2 separate regions of the Mus musculus genome follow, and region 2 is linked to region 1. A link is a loop called in an ENCODE intact Hi-C map of the cell type or tissue named here. Cell type or tissue: heart. All regions are shown on one strand. Each heading gives the region's core, and the rest is flanking DNA. Links, peaks and the distances in the headings are about the cores only. Region 1 overlaps Celsr1 (cadherin, EGF LAG seven-pass G-type receptor 1). Region 2 holds the start of Celsr1 (cadherin, EGF LAG seven-pass G-type receptor 1).

Region 1 (9,961 bases), core at 4,583-7,082:
GGACGCAAGACTCCTCTGATGTGGATGGTGGTGGCTATTCATGGGAGTCCTCTGTTGTAGATTCCATGTCACAGGAGATCCCACAGAAGGGCCCTTGCTTTGCAGGCTTGTGCCATAAGGGATGGCCTTCTGGATGGAGGGCAGAGTCTTGTCACAAAGGGACAAATACCACAATTACCCGAGCCCATAGTACAGGGTTCAGGATGTTCTGTGCCAATAGGCAAACACTGTTCATTTATCAGCCACGAGGAGGGCAGGGGTGGGAAGGGCAGTAATGAGTGCTGATGGCTAGAGCCACCCCACATCCTCAGACCTCCCTACAATGCACCCAATGGGAGGGACCTTGTTAGCCCACAGTATAGAAGATGAGGAACGAGGAGAAGTCACTTGTTCTTTGGTCATAAGGACACTGCTGGCCGGCTTCATCTTTGGGACAGAATGCAGGAACAGGCTCCTTCTCTGTCCACCCTATGAGGTCTGGACCTTAGCAGGCAACTCTGCAAATGAGGAGGCTGTGGAGTGAGCCACCCAGGGGAGGACAGAGAAGAGCACACTCCTATGTGGAGAGCACGGGCTGCAGAGAGCTACTGCAAACACGCACAAAAGCACCCAGTGGAAGCCTCACTCCACTGAACTAACTTTAACCTAGCAGAGTTCTTCAAAATGGAAGGTTTAGCTTTTCTTTCAACTAAGCAAATGTCACGGGCTCCAAATCACAGGCTTTTGACACCTAGAATCCAGTGAGTCCATTTGATATTTTGAGTGTAACGTGTCTGTATGCATGTGTTCAGGTGCTCACCGATTCAGCCACATTGGCTGGCCGGCACATCTCTGGAATCCTCCTGTCTTTGCCTCCCCAGGTGTGGGATTACATGTGCCACTGCGGCCAGCCTTCTACATGGGAGCCTGGGATTTGAACTCAGGTTCTCATGCTTGCACGAAAGTATTTTATCAAGTAAGCCACCTCCCCAGCCCCAAATGATAGATTGGAAATTTTTTAAAGTAATGTTTAAATTCTGGGGGAGAAGGGCATACAGTCAGTCTCTTACAGACAGATCAGGACCAAGGCTGGGGAATTGGGTGTCTGAGCAGCCAGCCTTGTGACACGCATAGGAGGTCTGATTCCTGGGCCTGCCCCACTGGCTACTGAGATATCAGCAATGTCCATGTGTTGGCTGGTAGGCAGGACCAGAGTAGCCTGGGATTTGGGCTGTCCCCTCTTGGAAGACTTGGCACGGATGCTCTGTTGTCCCTATGTTGAAATAACGTCCCCTGTCATCATCGACACAATGGCCTGACCCTTGAGCAGCTGGTCCAGCAGCCAGCACCAAGCAGGTCTCCTCAACCATCCAGAGCCTAGAAAGTTGAGGTGCGCAGACCCCCACGACATATTCCCAAGGGATGCCCACAAACACGGCTGCACTTACGCCAGGGAGACGGTGAAGTGGAAGCGTTGCCGCAGGCCTCGGAAGGTAACGAAGGACTGGGGTGGGAAGCTCCTGGTGCTCACTTCACAGTAGGGATGCTCATACTCGCCGGGTGGGCACACACAGTGGAAGCCTCCAATGAGCAGGTTCACGCAGGTGCCCCCGTTTTTGCATACTCCACTGGCACAGCGGCCTGAGCGAACGTTCACCTGGCAATGCTCCCCTGGAGGAGAAAGCAGAGGTTGATTGATCACACAAAGGCTGTCCTAATGCCCTAGTTTGCTTTCCCCACTCACTCTGCCATGATAACGTGAGGGGAGGAAATGGTTTATTTCAGCTATCGTCTATCATCGAGGGAAGCCAGGGCAGGAACTCAGGGCAGGAACCCAGAGGCTGAAGCAGAGGCCAGAAGGGAGGGATGGTTACTGGCTCGCTCTCCAGGGCTTGCTCAGTTTGCTTTCTTATATAACCCAGGTTGGCACCACCCAACAATGGGCTGAGCCTCCCTCATTAATCATTCATCAAGACAATGCCCCGCAGACATGGGGGTGACAGTGACAGGCCAGTCTAACAGAGATGGTTCCTCAATTGAAGTTCTCACTTCCCTGGTGACTCTAGTTTGCATACGTTGATAAAAAAACTAATGAGCACAGAGACTAAGGGAGAGCCAGTGGACAGTGGTTGTCCCCTGAGTCACACAGTTGACTTGGATGCCACAGTGACACCTGGACCTGGGGCTTGGGCAGAGCTTGCTGCCAGTTTGCAGATCCACATGTACTGCTCCCTGAAAGCAGAAATGCCTTGCTCTGGAGGTGACCCAAGAATGACGGATTATAGGGGTAAAAGATCCTCTGGGAGTTCTCTTCTGTGTCAAAGACAAGTCCCACTGAGTCCCAAGCTGCTGCTTCGGTAGCCCAGAAAACAAATCTGCTGAGACAGAAGGCAGCTGGGGTCACTAACCTGCTATATACCTTTACAGCTATTCAGGCCCACCCATGGAAAGACTGTTATCAGGCCAGGCTCAGGTCAGGCTGGTGTGTTCTCATCCACCCACCAGTTCTGCAGTAGCTGAGATGGGCTCAGAGAAAAGGACAGAGAGAGGCTGCCAGTGTGCAGAAGCAGGTGAGAAACAGTCACTGATTCATGCTGGCTCATCTCAGGTCCACAGAGTGGATACGTCCATCTCCCAAGCTGCTCCTTGGAGCCCAGGGCCCTGCCGGACACGGCTCTGAGCTTGGCCACCCTGCCGGAACCTTCGAGTTCACGTGCCTGTATTCACACCTGCACACACTCACACCGCCCTATGGGTCACACACTCAAACCCTCAGACCCTCACAAACACGTTCATGTTCACATTTGTAAACACCCCGACCGGCACATACATCCTTACCCCTGTGGCCTCAGACTCGGTCTCAAACGCGCATGCTCACAGCCGTACTCTCCTCAAGCACACTCACCTCACAGAGCATCTCATATGAACCCCCCTCCTCACACACACACTCTCACACTCAAGCACGCAGTCAGTGCTCAAAGCCTTCTATGCAACCCTTGGGAGGGCCCATCATTGAAGTTGCAACTTAGAGCTTTCTCTCTCTTCCTTCAGACACCTTAAATTCTCCCCTTTGGGAGAGAAGTTTTACTGTAGGCCAGGTTAGCCCATGCTCGCTGACGCCCAGCACATTCTGTGACCAAAGCCGCCCAAGAGACACTCTGGCCTTATGCTCCCTAAAGCGTGAAGACCAAGGGCCCTGCCTTCACCCTCCTCACAGCCAGTGCCTGAGAGCAGGGGACTTTGGAGGCTCCAGGCTCCAGGGATTGTCCAAACTTTCCCACCAGAAGAGAAAGCCAGCCTTTGCCCTGTAAGACCCTCCAAACTCCAGTCCTACCTAGCCGTGGGACTGCAGATGTGGAAGCCCAGTCTGCTCCCCCACCCCCAACTTTATCTTTTAAAGACCCTGGAAATGGAAGAGGGCCCACCCTAAGTCCTACATGACTTGCCCTCAAGTGTCTGGCTGTGTCTAAAAGACCCAGGTTTCCCGTGAGACCACATGCTGGGTCCTGTGTAGATAGGATGTGGGGAGCTCTCAATCTGCACAGTGGTTCTGTTTATCCCAGAACTCATGTCTGTCCAGTGTGGACTCTGTAAGAGGAAGGCTCTGAGGCTGGGGCTGGGGCTGGGGCGCGGGGGTGGTCCTCCAGACTTTTCCCTTCCCAGGCAAAAGGCTGTATATCTCGGGGCCCAGTCAATAGCCCACCCAATTCCTGTTTCTCTCTAGGTCCCCCTCCCCCCCCATCTAGACTAAGAGTTCCACCATCTGCCCAGGGAGGTAGGCTTTGAGTCTTGGAGACACCCGCATGCCATTGGCCCTCCCCTCCCTCCTCTATCGTTCTCACATCCCATGCCCCCATCCCACTGCCGGAACCTTCACCTTAAACCCAAGCACCCCCCAAATATGTACCTTATACCAGTTTCATTGACTCACAAAGCCTCTTGCTCTGCCTGTGACACAGTAGACCACTTCCTACAGTGCTGGTCTCTGAACACACTCACCCACTGGCTTAGTATGCCACTACTCCACAAAGATGTCACCCTACCATGCCCCTGGCCCTCAAAAGCACAGACCTAGATCATTCGCCCCACACTCTTGGCTCTAACGTAGTCACATTGCTCCTCTGGTCAGGATCCCAGAACTCTGAGCATCACTAGAGGAGCCTTACAGCTGTCTAGTCACTGATGACGAAACCCATTGATAGCTGACCTGAGGTGCCTCTCCCTCCATTTCTGAAGACCGTCTATGTCCCTTCCCCAAGACTGCCCTTGACTGTGGCTCATGCTGCAGGGAGTTTCACTGCACTCTGAGCAGGTCCAGGACCCAGGATCTCCCCCAGCTCCACCTGCAACACCACTATGTGGGAGCATGCAGTGGGGGTGCAGCCATGGGGTTCAATTTAGGGCCAAGTCCGAGAACACCTGGACCACAGTGGGTGCCTTGCGTGTTAGGGTGCTGGACTAGTGCCCATCATGAGGGGGTGTCTGAGGAGAGCTGGGTATGCTGCAGGTACTGGCGGGTGTCTGTGGGATGATATCATACAGTGCCAGGGCTTCCCACAAAGCCAAGGCAATGATTCACGCTTGAGCTAACCGTGAGGTTACAAAGCAGGCATCATTCTTCCTCTGATCCCAGCAGTGTGGGGAGATTCAGACAAAGAACCAACTGTAGGGTTAAACACACACCACTTTTATATAAGGCACTGTGAGCTGCGGTCACTGTGCTGAAGAAGATAACCCACAGCAGCCCTGGATGGAGCCTCATCTCTGGGTCCTTTGGAAGCCAATGCGGGCTGTTCTGATGTTCCCACGAGAACACTGGTCACAGCAGTCACTCTTGCCAAGGCATCAGGGATGCATCTTGGCTCACTGAGGCCTTTCCTTGCACATTATCTTCCATGTGGCTTCTCTGCATGAGGTTAGTCAGATGCCCTGGGGTGGGGGTGTTCAGTTTACAGTGCATGCATGCTCCAAGCAATGTCAACCTGGGGCTGCCAACTTGACCATGTAGCACGCACACTTGAGACCTTGAGCAGTGACGGCTTCTAATTCTGCAAGTCGTTTTAGCCCATGAGAATACTACAGGTCAAGTCTGTAAGTCCTGCATCCTTAATCCTCTCATCTCATAAAGCAACTGTAAAAGGCATGCTTTGGTCTTTTCTATGCCTCTCGTTCTCTCTCCTCTCTCTCTCTCTCTCTCTCTCTCTCTGTATTTCTCTTGCTCTCTCTCTGTGTGCATATGTTTCTGTGTATATGTGTGTACATGCATGCGTGTGTGTGTGTGTGTGTGTGTGTGTGTGTGTGTGTGTGTGTGCATGTCTGCGTGTCTGTGTGTCTATGTCCCTGAGAAGGCCAGAAGAGGGTGTTAGATGTTAGAGGTTCTGGAGCTAGAGATGCTGACCATTGTGAGCTACTGACCCTGGTGTTAGGAACGGGGACATCTGGAAGAGCAGCAAACACTCTTAACCACGGAGCCATCTCCACCCACCCTTGCTTGTTCGCTTGCTTTTCTATGGGTGCTGGACTCAAACTCACCCAACTCAAATTCACTCGGGCTTGGTTGATGGCAGGTGCCTTTCCCTCTTGAGCCCTCTCTGGCCTATCATTTTTCTTCCTGAAACAGTTACTCTATGGCCCAGAGCTCTTGACCCTTGGCCTTCCACCACAGCTATCAAGAAGTGCCATTTCGATTAAATAAATCTTCTCCAGGCTTACTGCCGTGATTTAAGTTCGTCCTTTTTCTAAGATTTCACGGTTCAGAATTTGGCGTTCCCTGAACATCCAGGTGTTCTGCTTAGAGTCAAACGCCACTTGCTGAGTTGTTCTCCACCCTGGAGCATGTCTCCCCACATCTGCCCTTGCACGCCCATGTCATAGGTAGCCCCTCCACCACACCAAGGTAAGGTTAGCTTGGACAACCTGATCGCTGAGCTCAATATTGCAGAGCATGCCACAAGGCCCATGAGGAACACTGGCCTTAGCCTCGTTAAGGCTGCATACACATAAACCCACTGAAAAAGAATAGAAAGAGTTCTGCAGGAAAGTCCCCCGAGTTGAGGCCAGGCTAGCCCCGAGTCTCATGCATGTCCTATCACTGAATAAGTACCCTACCTAGATGTGTGTGAGTAATGTCCTGTCTGCCCAGAGACTCAAGCTGGTACTGTCAGAGCCACTGACCCTCGGTCTAAACAAAAGCCATAGGACTTAGGCAAATGGGTTGCCTGTTATAGGAAGGAGTCAGCTGGTAGGTGAGAGTAGTCAGGGAGCTTTGACTCCAATGGAAGTGAAAGGACTCAGGTCCAGGGAAGCCACGGAGCAGAGGGTAGTCGTGTTCAGTTTGGGAGAGGAAATGAGGAGCTGCTGGCTCTGAGACCCACTTCAGTGCACACACGCAGGAGTAGGGACTAGAAAAGCAGAAGGCCTAGCCCAGCATCAGAGAAGCACAGTGCCCAGACCCTTGCGAGTTCATAGTGGGCAAGGTGTGCCCCTGGAAGGGAAGGGCAGGCAAAGTTTTGTCAACTTAAGTTTCTAACTAAATAAAAAAGACAAATCCTTTCTCTTTTCATAAAGACTTGAAGGCTTGAAACTAGAAAAACTAGAATTTCCAAAGGCCCCAACCAATGGTAAAGAGCTCAGACCCAACGCATAAAAGACACAAAAGTTTGGAAACTGGCAAATTCGGGCAGAGCTGAGAACCAGCAGGACGGGTGGTGAACACAGCAAGGGAGGGGGTGGGGGACTGGGGGTGGCATTGGGAACTGAGGATAGATCAACCAAAGTCAGGTCATAAACACACAGATCCCTAGAGTGGCCCGCCGGAAGCCTCATCCGAGCTCGGGCCCAGGAAGGAACCTTGCGTCCTAGCACAGAAGCCACTGTGCAACGCCATGCAGAGGCCCCACCACCACAGGAAGGGCTGTGATGGGAGAGTGGCACTCTGGGGCACTGAAAGGCGGGTGCCAGTGAGAAGTCACGGAGCGCTACGCTAAGCAGACCGACCCATCCTTCCAGGTTTCCACCCACCCACTCGTCCCTTTTCCTACCCAATCACCACTCATACTCTTCCATCCGTTGATCTATCCTTCCGTGAATCCACGAGCCCACCATCCACCTTCCTCTATCCACTGGTCTGTCTGTCCCTTCACCCATCTATTCATCTCCCATCCACCTATCCATCATCCCTCCAGATGAACTTCTTTATCCATCCGCCCGCCTATCATTTGCCTGCTTATTCAATGAATTGCCCATCATGGGACACTTTAAGAAACTGGAGCTATAAGAATGAGCAAAACCATGCTACCTGCAGCTGCAAAGTCTCTTAAACAGGCCAAATGTTTGGGAAAACAAAAAAGATGAACTGAGTCTTAAAGCAGATCCAAGGGCGATGAGGAAGCTAGAGGCAGTGAGAGGTGAGGCAGAGAGAGGGTTGCGGCCAGCTGCAGCGCTCAGACAGAGCAGACCCTTTAACCCACATGGATCGTGACATGAGGTTGCCTTTGGACCCGGGATCTCTTTCAAGCCCAAAGATTCTGAACAGACCTGAGGAAGAACCTCCAGCCTCAGGTATACCCACAAGTAAACCCAAGTAGAGAAGTGAGAGACAGCATCCTGCAGGCTGGCTTTGCAGAGGAGACCTCAGAGACCAGCAGACTGACAGGGCTAGCCACTGATGCTTGCTTTCTGGCTGTTCCAGGGGCCACACTGAGGGCTGAAAATGCTGAAAGCACCATGAGAGCAGTCGTATCACAGACCAGTCTGTGCCATCACCAGACAAGCTCTCTTCTAGGCAGGCTTCAGTGTGCTGAAGGCCCAGAGGAGGTGGGAACTTGTGTCAGTTCACACAGCTGCAAGGGTAACCCACGCCGGCATCAGCGGTGTCCGTATGGAGTCCGCAGGGATGGGTCTAGAGTATGTAAATATCTAGGATCGGCACCATAAGAAGGTGTCAGGAGATGATGGCTCAGGCCTCAAAACTTCTATCAAACTGGCAAAGCACCACTGCCCAGGACAGAGGTTTACTATCCAAACACCAGCCAATGGCTTTTGCTTTGCAGATTATATATTTATCCCAGAAGCAGGGAGACCAGTCACTCCTGGCTGGGGAGCCATCTCAAGTACCCAGAGGGTGGGTGAGGGAATAGAACTCCTTTGGCATAGGTCCTAGAATGCTGCTGTCACTCCAGGCCCTGACTCCGCCCCTCCAGGCAACTGTCACTCCAGCCCTTCCTTCCCTCCCTCCCTCCCTCCCTCCCTCCTTCCTCACTCCAGGCAGACTGCCAGGTTCTAGTCTGTCCTCCCTTCCCCCTTGGGAGTTTCCAGCTTTGTTTGACTTTCTCACCTCCTGGGGGACTGAAGAACCACAAGCTCAGGTGGCCCAGCCCCTCCCCGCTGGCCAAACTACCCAGATCTCAACAGAGGACCCAGACACCTGCTGCCCCTCGCCAAGGCTCCTAGGAGAAGGGGCAGCCAGTGGGAGAGGAAGCCCTGAGGCCAGGAGGGGCCACAGTGCTGGGGCTTGTCCAGGGTCTGTCTTTTTCTGATGACTTCATTGTCTTTGAAGCAAATTCTTAGAACTCCAGTCACACCCATTTTTTAAATATATATATATATATATATATATATATATATATATAAAATGCATTCCAGCGGTAAAGAATCAGCTCTCCACCCACCCGCAAGGTTCCCTACCTGGAGAAGCCACCTGCCTGTCTGAGGGTGGGGGCCTGCAGAGCCCGAGGGGGGAGAGGGGGTGTCACCCCGAGCCTCAGTGTTCTGAGCAGCTTCCAAAAGGGTCCTGTACTGCAATGACATTTGGAACACACCCCCTAGAATACAGCCACCTCCATGGCCTTGAAGCCACTGGGCAGAGGAGACCAGAAGATAACGAACCCCCTGTGGTACAGGAAGGGCTGCCAGAGGACACACCCACATCCCGATCCCCAGAGCTGTGTCTCTTTTCAGCCAGTGAGAGGAGCTCAGAGTGAAGACCCAGAGACTGGAAAACTATGGCACAGGGACAGACAGACAGACGGCCAGACGGCCCAAGTGACAGCATGCAGTGTGCTTTTTGTAGATTTAAACGAACTTTTTAACACAGTGGTTCTCAACCTGTGGGTTGCACAACCCCTTCAGGATTGCGTTATCAGACAGATATCCTGCCTATCGGATATTTACGTTATGATTCATAACAGTAGCAAAATTACAGTTATGAAGGAGCAATGAAATAACTTTATGGTTGGGGGGGGGGGTCACCGTGACATGAGGAACTGTATTAAAGGGCTACAGCATTAAGGACCACTGTTTTAACACAATTTCTTTTTTTTCTTTTCTTTTCTTTTTTTTTTTTTTTTTTCCGAGACAGGGTTTTTCTGTGTAGCCCTGGCTGTCCTGGAACTCACTTTGTAGACCAAGTTGGCCTCGAACTCAGAAATCCGCCTGCCTCTGCCTCCCGAGTGCTGGGATTAAAGGCGTGCACCACCACGCCTGGCTTTAACACAATTTCTGATTTGAAAAAAAAATATGCATGTGTGCATGATATATATATATATCAGTTGAAAAGTTCACGAAGTTGGTTCCTTCCTTTACATAGTTCTGGAGATTAAACTCAAACTGCCAGGCCTGTGTAAGTCCCTTTGCCTCCCTGAGCCATCTCACTGGCCCTTTAACACGGTATTTAGCAGTTGGTATGGGGACAGAAGGAAAGGAGAAGGGAGGGAATGGGAGAGAATGAAAGGGATGGACAGACAGAAACAGAGACAGGAGGGAAGGAGGAGGCAAGGAAGGGAGACCTCAAGACTGGGAGGCCTTTATCCTGTGGGGTGGGGTCTGGCTGGAAGTCTGAATCACATAGAGCAGGCACAGCAGCCAACTGGGAACTCTAAGGCCTTCACAGACAGAAAGAACTACCCAGGACATGGACACACACGCACTGAAGTATCAGTCTTCAAAAGTCTGTCCTCAGCCCGAGCAGGGATACTGGAGACTT
Region 2 (9,961 bases), core at 2,488-4,987, 66 kb after region 1:
CCGGGTCTCCCAGCACCCAGGCCTTGTTACCCAGCAGGTTTACTGCCAAGCCTGTGATGGCTGAGCGGGCACTTCCTCTCCTTTCTGCCCATCCTCCTGCACCTCCCCACCAGCCCTGAAGCAGGCTGCTGGTTCTCACACTAAGTTGCATAGCCTATGAACAAACTCCCAAATTATAAGCCGGAGTCCAGGGACCAGAGCCAAGATCAAACGGGGGCTGTGCTTTTTCAAAGAGTCACCCAGGGGCAGCACACATGAGTCCATTGTTATTATCTAGAGGAGACAGAAAAGCTAGACCGAGGGAACCCCAGTCATATTACAGGGTGACTCAGGGACCATCCAGCAATTTCCAACGGTCCCACCCGGGAACTAATTGGCACATGGAGCAGGGAGTGACCTTTGATCCTTCCAGACAGCCACGCATGCTGCAGGCTTACTAAAGAACATCATTGGACAAACCAGACAACTTGGATAAGCCCAAGGCCGGGTTTTAACAGCATGATTTGGGAGAAGCATAAAAAACCCTACATTTGAACTTGAAACAGCCCAGGCTTGCTCCCCACAAACCTGCTGAAGAAGGCAATGAGGGGGCCTCCTCCTCCACGGACCTGGGTAGGGAGCACGCCCCCACCATGCAACCAATCACAGCAGCAAATGCCAAGATGGTTGCCCAGGCCCTGCCCAAATGTGTCTAAGCATGCCCAGGCGGCTATTGGCGGGTCCCGGAGGTTCTCTGGGAGTCCCGAGGGAGCAGCTCCTGCCCACAGGCCACTCACCTGACACAGACACCTCCATGAGCGCCTCCAGTGGCCGGTTGTTGTCCAGATCCCGGCTGAGCTGCAACTCTCCTGTGGCGGGATCCAGCAGCAGCAGGCTCAGCTCGTTGCCTTGCAGAAAGGTGTAATTGAGGCTGTCAGATAGGTCAGGGTCGTGGGCTGGGATGCGGCCGATCACACCACTGGGGAAGCTGTTGGATTTATTGGTGACATAGTTGTTGAAAAGGATCTGGAAGTCAGGCAACTCCGGTGGGTTGTCATTCTGGTCCAGGAGACGGATGTGCACGGTGGCCCGGCTTACCAGAGGAGCAGACGTGGCCTGCACCACCAACATATAGTCCCTCCGGACCTCAAAATCCAACTCGACCAGGGCACGGAGGTCACCACTCAGTAGGTCCAGCTGGAAGACCTCGGGCACATTGCCCTCCACGATCTGATACATGATCTGAGCATTCGGACCTTCGTCCGGGTCGTTGGCCCTTATTCTTGCTACCACTGAACCCACAGGGCTGTTCTCTTCCACAAACAGCTCCAGCTCGTCCTTCTCAAACACTGGGGGGTTGTCGTTAATGTCCAACACACTCACCTGAATTCCCACTGACGCACTGAGGGGATTCGGGCTGCCCCGATCCACAGCGAGAGCCCAAAGGTTGTACACGGCCACATTCTCTCTGTCCAGCCGGCGCTGGGTACGGATCACACCAGACGTGGGCTCAATGTAGAAATCTCCATCTCCATCATCCCCACCCTGGAAAGTGTACAGGAGGCGGCCATTAGGGCCTGAGTCACGGTCTGTAGCAGAGACCTGGAGGACACTGGTAGATGGGGGGGCATCCTCGAAAACAGAACCCTGGTAGAAATCTCGCAGGAACCTGGGCGCGTTGTCATTGGCGTCGAGGATAAGGATCTCCAGAGAGGTAGTGTCTGACTTCTGAGGAATGCCATTGTCCTGAGCCGTGATGGCCAGCGTGTAGGCAGCCTGGTCCTCATAGTCCAGTTCCGTCATGGTATAGATGGTGCCAGTGTCCGGGTCAATGCGGAACTGTGGTACGGGATCCTCTAGCACATAGGTGATGCGGGCGTTCTCACCCGTATCCTCATCCGTGGCACTGATGGTAGCGATGGAGGTGCCCACGGGCCGGTCTTCACTCACACTGACCGTGTAGTGGGAACTCTGGAAGACCGGCCTGTGGGTGTTGGCATCTGTAACGTTGATAAAGACCTGCGCGGTGTGTGAACGCGTGCCATCGGACGCGGTCACAGCCAGCACATACTGCCGTTCCTGCTTGTAGTCCAGGGGCAGTGCCAAGGTGATAAGGCCACCGCCGCTCTGGCTGCTGAGTGCGAAGCGGTTGCGGGTGTTCCCACCCGTCAGCTGGTAGGTGATCACACTATTGGCATCACGGTCTCGGGCCCTGAGGGTCAGCACGCTGCTCCCGACAGCCGCATCCTCATTCAGACGCAGCTCATACACAGGCTGCGTGAACATGGGGTCGTTATCATTTACATCCAGCACTGTGATGGACACGCTGGCAGAGGAGCTCATGGCTGGTGAGCCATGGTCCACTGCTTCTACTCCAAAGCTATAGTGTTCCACCTCCTCACGGTCCAGCTCCGCGCACACAGTAATCCAACCGGAGCTGTTGTGGATTTGGAAGGGGAAGTCTGGGGCAGAGGCAGGGTTCTCAGAGTCGACACTGCTGCCCCCCACGATAGTGGAGGCTGTGTCCACTAGACGGTACTGCAGCCTGGCGTTCTCCCCTGCATCTGCGTCCACCGCTTGGATGTGCAGGACTGAGTGGCCGAGGGGCACATTCTCTAGCACGGCAGCCTGAAAGGGGCTGCTCACAAAGATGGGCGCATTGTCGTTCACATCTAACACCTGCACCGAGACCAGTCCTGAGGAATTAATGAGAGGAGGCCGGCCCCCATCCTGGGCTTTGATGCGCAGGGTGTACTCCCGGATGGCCTCGAAGTCCAGCGGGTTGATAACATCCAGGCTCCCACTAAGCGAATGCAGGTAGAACTGACCCTTCAGGTTGCCACTAACGATGCTGTAGTGTATGGCTGCATTCTGCCCCTGGTCCCGGTCAGTGGCCTGGACTCGAAGCACAGCCGTGTTGACGGCTACGTCTTCTGGGACTTGAACCACATAGCGCTTCTCACTGAACTGGGGGTAGTTGTCATTCTCGTCTTCTACCACTATGTGGACGGTGGCTGAGGCACTGAGTGGGCCTGGATTGCGACCCTGGTCATTGGCCTCCACCAGCAGCTGGTACTCAGCCGCCTCCTCACGGTCCACCACAGCCCGTGTGCGCACGACACCTGATCGTGCGTCTATCTCAAAGACACCACCTGCGCCCTCCAGCAGACGATAGCGCATGTTTGCGTTGGAAGGGGCATCCCCGTCGGTGGCACGGATGGTCAGAACCTCATAGCCCACCTCCAGGTTTTCTCGAATTCGCTCTCGATACTCAGACTGCTCAAAGACTGGGCTGTGGTCGTTAGTGTCACTGACAGTTACGGTGAGGTAGGTGGCAGCTGAGCGCCTCGGGGAGCCGTGGTCCACAGCACTAACTTTGAGTACATGAGTGTCCTTGGTCTCCCGGTCCAGGGAGCGGGCTGTGGTCACTGCACCCGTGGCGGCATCGATGAGGAAGTAGCCATTAGAGCGCTCATCGAACAGCGCCTCCATCTGGTAGCTAAGGCGTCCTGCATCGCCTTCGTCTGGGTCGTGCGCGCGCAGTTCGATGACCGCAGTGCCCGCAGGCTCATTCTCAGGCACTGACACCTGGTAGCTGGGCAGCGGGAACTGCGGGCTCGTGCTGCTGCCCGTGCCCCGCCTAGACCGTCGCACCACCCCCGCCCGAGGTTGGGACAGGTTAAGCAACGATGGCGACACCGAGGGCGACTCTGAGGGCGTCCCAGAGGTCGCCTCTATTACCAGCTCTACCCAAACGGCGCCTGCCGCGCGTCCCAGGGCGCACACCAGACGCAGCTCAGCTGAACCTCCTGGCCGCAGGCAAATGGGTCCGCGCCTGCAGCCGGTCCCGGCGACCGGCGGGCAGCTGCAGGCGGGGAAGTTGGTGATGGCCTCAAGCACCGAAGTCAGCGAGGCTGCGCCGCCGCCTGCGGCCGGGAAGCAGAGCGCATCTCCAAGTCCAGGAACTGAGCGGACGGCCGGAGAGCGCAGCTCTGCACCGCGGGCCGAGCGGCGCAACAGCCGGACCCCACAGCGGGCACCATAGGCGCGTGCCCTTAGTACCAAGCTCGGGGCCGTCGGGGCGCCGCGGGCGACCAGCCGGACCTGCAGCGGCAGCAGCCTCCCGGCCAAGCGGGCACAGCCCAGAGTCCCCGCGCCAAGCCCAAGCCTCCGACCGGCTGCTGGCCCCTCGCGGCTCACGTCCAGCAGCTCCCGAGGCGTGCGCGTGGTGTCCAACCTGTAGCTCCAGCCGGGTCCGAGAGCGAAGGCGCGGGCCCCGCCAGGCACCCGCAGCTCCCAAGCGGCTGCTCCCAACTCCAGGGCTGGCAGGGCGGCGGCGGCCAGCAACACCAGCGCGGGCAGCACGCGCGGCGATGACGGCGCCATGGCCCGGAGCCGCAGCCCGAGCCGGGCGCCGGAGCACAATCCATGCACCCGGCGCACCTCCGCATCCACCCGGCGCGGCCGGGGGGCGGCTCCCGCGCGCCCAGCGCCGGGCCCTCGGGGCGGCCCGCGCTCTGCCTCCCCGGGGGCCCTGGCGAGGACACCGGGGGCCGCGCGCCCGGCCTCCCGCTCAGCTTCCACTTCGAGAGCACTTTGCGAAAGTTTGCCAAGTTGGTTTCAAGATGGCTCCTCCGTGCGTCCCGGGAGGGCGCCGCGCATCAACCTGCAGCAGCGCCGGCTCCAGGCGGCTCCAGGTGGCCCCAGCACCGACTCTGCTGGGCGGGCGTGGGAAGCTGGGCGGGCCCGGGGCGGGGCGGGGGCTGCGATCACCACACCGCCCGCAGACCCTGGCGACGGATTGCTGGCTAGGCGGTGTGCTTTGCCAGCGCCCCCGCCACTCTCTCTCTCTCCCCGCCCCCGGCCCCGCCCCGCCCCCTCCCAGTGGCTCATTGTTCAGCCCTGGGAGGGGGAGGATGATGGGGAGGGAGCCAGCCAGGAGGTGCGCGCCCCGATGATCTCCATGGAGACGTGGGGGCGCGGCCCTAGCGGGGCCTGGCCTCCAGCCCCTTCCCTTTCGGTCTTGGCACCCAACATCCGCAGAGGACCGGGCCCTGGGAGCGTGGCGCTCAACTACTGCTCTAGAGTCCCGGGCCGCGGCTGCTAAAGAGTCCCTCGTACAGTTTCCTCTGGGCCGAGTGCTGTTCAATCCTCGCATTGCACCTGATAGTGCAGATCTATGAGTAAGCCACCCCTGGCGTCGAGAGAGTTAGATCTAGAGTTCCAAGATACAGAGGTGCTAGAAAACTTCGGTAGAGTCGTGGCGGTGGCAGGGGACTGGGAGACTGTTAGACTCCAGCCTCGCGGGAGCTCAAATGCTTAACTCCAAGGAGTTCCTTGGATTTTGAAATCTCATGGGCAGTTAACCGGATTCGGGTTCCACTTTGTTTAAAGTGCAACATTTAAATTGGAAAGAAAAATAATGTAGTTTGGAGGTGACAGTGGGAGGGGCCTTGTTCCCCAGAACATGCTGTGGGGCCTGAACATTGGTGGAGGAGACCGTCTGTCACCAAACCCCTAGTTACTGCCCATCAGGGGACAAGCAAACACTGAGGGGGCAGGATCCGTGAGAACCTGGGGAAAACCAGAAGGGGGCTGGAGAATCACTCTCGCCCTGCGTGAAAGGGTGGGGCGTGGCTTCAGAGCCGCAAGACCGAGCCTAGATTCCAAAGGAGCACACCTTAAAGGCGGTGCTTCCGAACTAGGGAGGGGAGAGGCGGACCTTTGCAACATTTTCCCCACCTCCTTGAAAGGGGCCCAAGCCCACTGCAGCCTCAGTCACGCATGGACACACTGGGCAGGCCTCTTGCCTTTGAAAGATTTCTCCTGGGATCAGTTGGAGGAGTGGGACCCTGAAGGCTGCTTGATCACCATCAGAGTTGGGTTTTCTAGGCAGTCAGGGCCCAGCAGGATGACAATAGGACAATAGGACACAGGGTCGCTTTAAAACCTGTGGGGGGGGGGAGTTGGGGGGGAGCTGGAAAGATGGCTCAGTGGTCAAGAGCACCGACTGCTCTTTCAGAGGTTCAATTCCCAGCAACTACATGGTGGTCACAACCATCTGTAATGGGATCCGATGAGTGTGTCTGAAAAGTGTACAGTGTACTTACATAAAATAAATAAATAGATAAATCTTTAAAGAAAAGACAACAAAACAAAAAACAAAAACAGTCAAGGGAGCTTCCTCAGCATTAATAGCATATATGTGTACTAATATACACATGTGTGATATTAATCATATATATACGATCATACATATAGCATAAAGTTTATGTCATAGATGAATCTCTGGGATTTCTCAGTAGCTGAAAATAATCTTTTCTTACTGGGAACAACAGAAGCCATTACACTAACCTAAAGGTAGAGTTGTTTTTGGACCCTCATAGATCTTGAGAGCTCTCTTTAGAACTGTGTGTGAAGAGAGTGGGAAGGAGACAAAAATCTAACCCTTAAATGTGACAGGGCCAGGACCTTACCCCAGGCTACTCTTGGGGGTGCACTTGCAGGAAATTCAAGGTTCTGGAGCCTCAGGAAGAAGAGCCCCTGGGTGTGGGAGGGAGAAAGCTGGAGAAACCACACACACACACACACACACACACACACACACACACACACACACATACGGCGCATGTAGCAATAGGTCTTTAAATAGGGTGGGTTGGGTTTAAATAAACAGAATTCAAAAGCATGGAGTAAGTTGGGTGTGGGTGCTTTCCTGGAACCAGACACCTGCAAGCTTCCAGTTAACATTTCCTGGTCCCAGGGATCAGGCCAGCCCAGGCCAGCCCACAAGGGCAAGTCTGGTTGACAGGCTGTCAACAGAGGCCAATAAGAGTCTTCTGTTCATAGACAGGTCGGGAGCAAGGCCCAGTCCACCAGGTGGGGGCCAAGGGTGCCCCTCTCTGAACCTGGCAGAGCTCATTTCACAGTGCTACGAAGTGCATAAGCTACGGCCTCTTTCCCTGTGCACATCCAGGCCCCCGGGTTTAAAGGAAAGGGATACAAAGACAGGCTGCAGCTTGCGATGGGGTTTCAGGGTGGTCCAGTAGCATCCAAGGGACAGAAATGCGGTGGAGTTCGGTGGTAGAGATAGAGCATCTACCCAGCATGCTCCAGGCCCTGGCTTCTAGCCCTAGCCCTACAAAAAATAATAATTAAAAAAAATGCATTGGGGGAGAGATTTGTAAAGGTGGAACTAGGAGGAGAGAAGGGAGGGGCTGTGATAGGGAAGTAAAATGAATAAAGAAAAATTAATTGGAGGGCTGGAGAGAGGGCTCAGCAGTTAAGAACACTGACTGCTCTTCTGAAAGTCCTGAGTTCAAATCCCAGCAACCACATGGTGGCTCACAATCTGACACCCTCTTCTGGCGTGTCTGAAGACAACTACAGTGTACTTGGAAATAATAATAAATAAATCTTTTTTAAAAAGTAATTGGGGACTGGTGAGATGGCTCAGTGGGTAAGAGCACCCGACTGCTCTTCCGAAGGTCCAGAGTTCAAATCCCAGCAACCACATGGTGGCTCACAACCATCCGTAACGAGATCTGACTCCCTCTTCTGGAGTGTCTGAAGACAGCTACAGTGTACTTACATATAATAAATAAATAAATCTTAAAAAATTTTTTTAAATTAATTGGAAAAAATAATATGCAGGCTTATTGTGAGAACAAATATCATCTATTGGGGCTGGGGAGGTAGGAATATATATATAATTCCATCCTAGAATACATACTTTAGGTTTGTTTGGGGTTTTTTTTGTTTGTTTTTTTAAAGATTTATTTATTTACTATATGTAAGTACACTGTAGCTGTCTTCAGACACTCCAGAAGTGGGTGCCAGATCTCGTTACGGATGGTTGTGAGCCACCATGTGGTTGCTGGGATTTGAACTCTGGACCTTCGGAAGAGCAGTCGGGTGCTCTTACCCACTGAGCCATCTCACCAGCCCTTGTTTGTTTTTGTTTTTTTTTAAGAATTATTTATGGCCAGGAAGTGGTGGAACATGCCTTTAGAACCAGCACTTGGGAGGCAGAGGCAGGCAGATTTCTGAATTCGAGGCCAGCCTGGTTTACAGAGTGAGTTCCAGGGCAGCCAGGGCTATACAGAGAAACTTTGTCTTGAGAAGCCAAAAAAGAAAAAAAGAAAGAAAAAAGAAAAGAAAAAAAGATTTATTTATCTTATGTATATAGTACACTTCAGACACACCAGAAGACAGCATCCGATCTCATTACAGATGGTTGTGACCCACCATGTGGTTGTTGGGAATTGAACTCAGGACCTCTGGAAGGGCAGTCAGTGTGCCCTTAACTGCTAAGCCTTCTCTCCAGTCTGGATACATACTGTATTATGTGTTCATGGCCAAGGAGAGGTGAGGGCTATGGCTTTTAACTTTCATTCCATTTCCTACTGAGTCCGTGCTAGACAGTGGTCCAGTCCACCAGGTGTTTACTGAAGGGAAGACACGCACCTGGGGCTTTGTAGAAGGATGTGGAATGGGGTGGGAGCTAGCCTCATCTGCCACTGCCTGAAGAATGTGCCCTCGCCTGGGCTTTCTAGCTGGCTGCCATCCTGCTCAGAGAAGCAGTTCATGTCATTCTCCTGCTGATCCTTTGAGATTACTACCTGAGGCCATCCTGTTCACTATGATTTAATGTGTGTGGAATGGCTGCCACCATTCCCAGGGGCACAGGGGGCTGAAACTGGTGTTTCTATTTTGCAAACATTCCAAGGTATTTCACATCAACTCTAAAAATAGAAACAATAAAAAAAAATAATAAGCAGGAGCTATGACTTTCTAGAGTTGAGTACGAGTTTAAAGTGCTTTTTGCCGGGGGCTCGAGTTGAGATGTGAATTCTGGACTCCGTTCCTTACCTTGTGCATTCCTGAGTTAGCTTTCGAACAGGCAGCCCCCGCTAAGAAACCGTCCCAGGAGCAATGTGATCTTCTCCCCTGCTTTTAAATTTCACAGAAAGAAAAAAAAAAAAAGACTTCTGAAGAGTAAAACTGAGCCCATCCGCCCACCCGACCCCTGCAACCTTACATTCTGGGGATGGGGGAGGGGAGCTGATTCATGGAAAATCGTGAAATTTGAAACATGAAACAAAAAATGAGCCTTGCATTAACGAGGATGCTAATAGAGGCAAGAGAACAGAACGAAAGGATTTAGATCTTAATCACCCATGTCTTCTAGCCTGGCTTCTCGGGAGATACCAGGACGGGCTTATTTTCCTGCTAGTGAGGCGCCACAACCAGCCCAAACACTGGCAGCACCGTTTCTATCTCTTCCCTGGACCCCTGCATAGGCACCTCCTGGGACTGGATCCCTCGGATGTCCCCTGAGATGCCAGCCCCTGATTCACCTGTGTAACTTTTTAAAAAGTCCAGGCTCTAGAAAAGATCTGGAAGAATCCAAGGTGTAACAGCTGGGCACCTATGCAGAAATGGAGTCTGCACTGACTGGAAATGAGGTAAGTGCAAGACGACTAATATCATGTTCAGAACCTCCTTGTAGTCCCTCTGGGTGGGGAGGGAAGGCTCTTGTTTCTCACCCCTACAGCAACCTCTCTCCCCTGCAGTTTGCCTCCTTAGGTCCCTAGTACACCTTGCACAGGGCCCATCTCCAGGCTGCACTGACCCCTAGTGGCTAAACTATGTCTCTACACCTCAGAACATCCTATTCCATACAAGGACCCACCTACCGAGGTGTGTGCAAAGACAGTAGCCTCTGGGCTCCAGTAACAAGAACAGTAGCCTCTGGGCTCCAGGCTGCAGCACTGAGAGTCACACTCCACATGGTGTGTGCACTTAAAGGGACTCAGTCCTGCACCTCAAGTATTCCGTGAACACGCAGCCGCATACTGCTGGGATCCCTGAGCCCCCAGTTCAACGGTTCTCAGTCCTACTGTAGACAGTGGCAAACTAAGGTTCCGGGTGTACTGTCAGAGCTCATCGCTAGACCCAGGGACAGAAAGTGAAGAGTCAA

The links. Hi-C counts contacts between places; a loop is a spot of excess contacts. Peaks named below come from ENCODE experiments on the same cell type or tissue, not always from the same donor. Only the 100,000 strongest peaks of a DNase experiment are listed, where the experiment ranks them.
Region 2: a loop joins it to region 1, with 2.9 times the contacts of the local background. A loop is called at or near these places in 4 of 42 quality-filtered maps.

Annotation. Positions count from the first base shown.
Region 1 is chr15:85,961,657-85,971,617 of GRCm38, forward strand. Celsr1 (cadherin, EGF LAG seven-pass G-type receptor 1) reads right to left here. Exons shown (of 35, transcript NM_009886.2): 3 at 1,428-1,650. Among named protein-coding and RNA genes, the nearest start is that of Celsr1, 67 kb to the right of the region's middle. In heart, for the core only: no CTCF peak of the experiment used is centred there; no DNase peak of the experiment used is centred there.
Region 2 is chr15:86,029,406-86,039,366 of GRCm38, forward strand. It overlaps Celsr1 (cadherin, EGF LAG seven-pass G-type receptor 1), which reads right to left and starts at 4,372. Exons shown (of 35, transcript NM_009886.2): 1 at 777-4,372. The coding sequence starts at 4,365. It overlaps Gm34764 (a long non-coding RNA gene), which reads left to right and starts at 4,848. Exons shown (of 3, transcript XR_384307.4): 1 at 4,848-5,162; 2 at 9,170-9,446; 3 at 9,555-9,961. In heart, for the core only: a CTCF peak has its summit at 3,465; a DNase peak (open chromatin) is centred at 4,826; H3K4me3 peaks cover 1,951 bases; H3K27ac peaks cover 1,775 bases; H3K27me3 peaks cover 2,272 bases.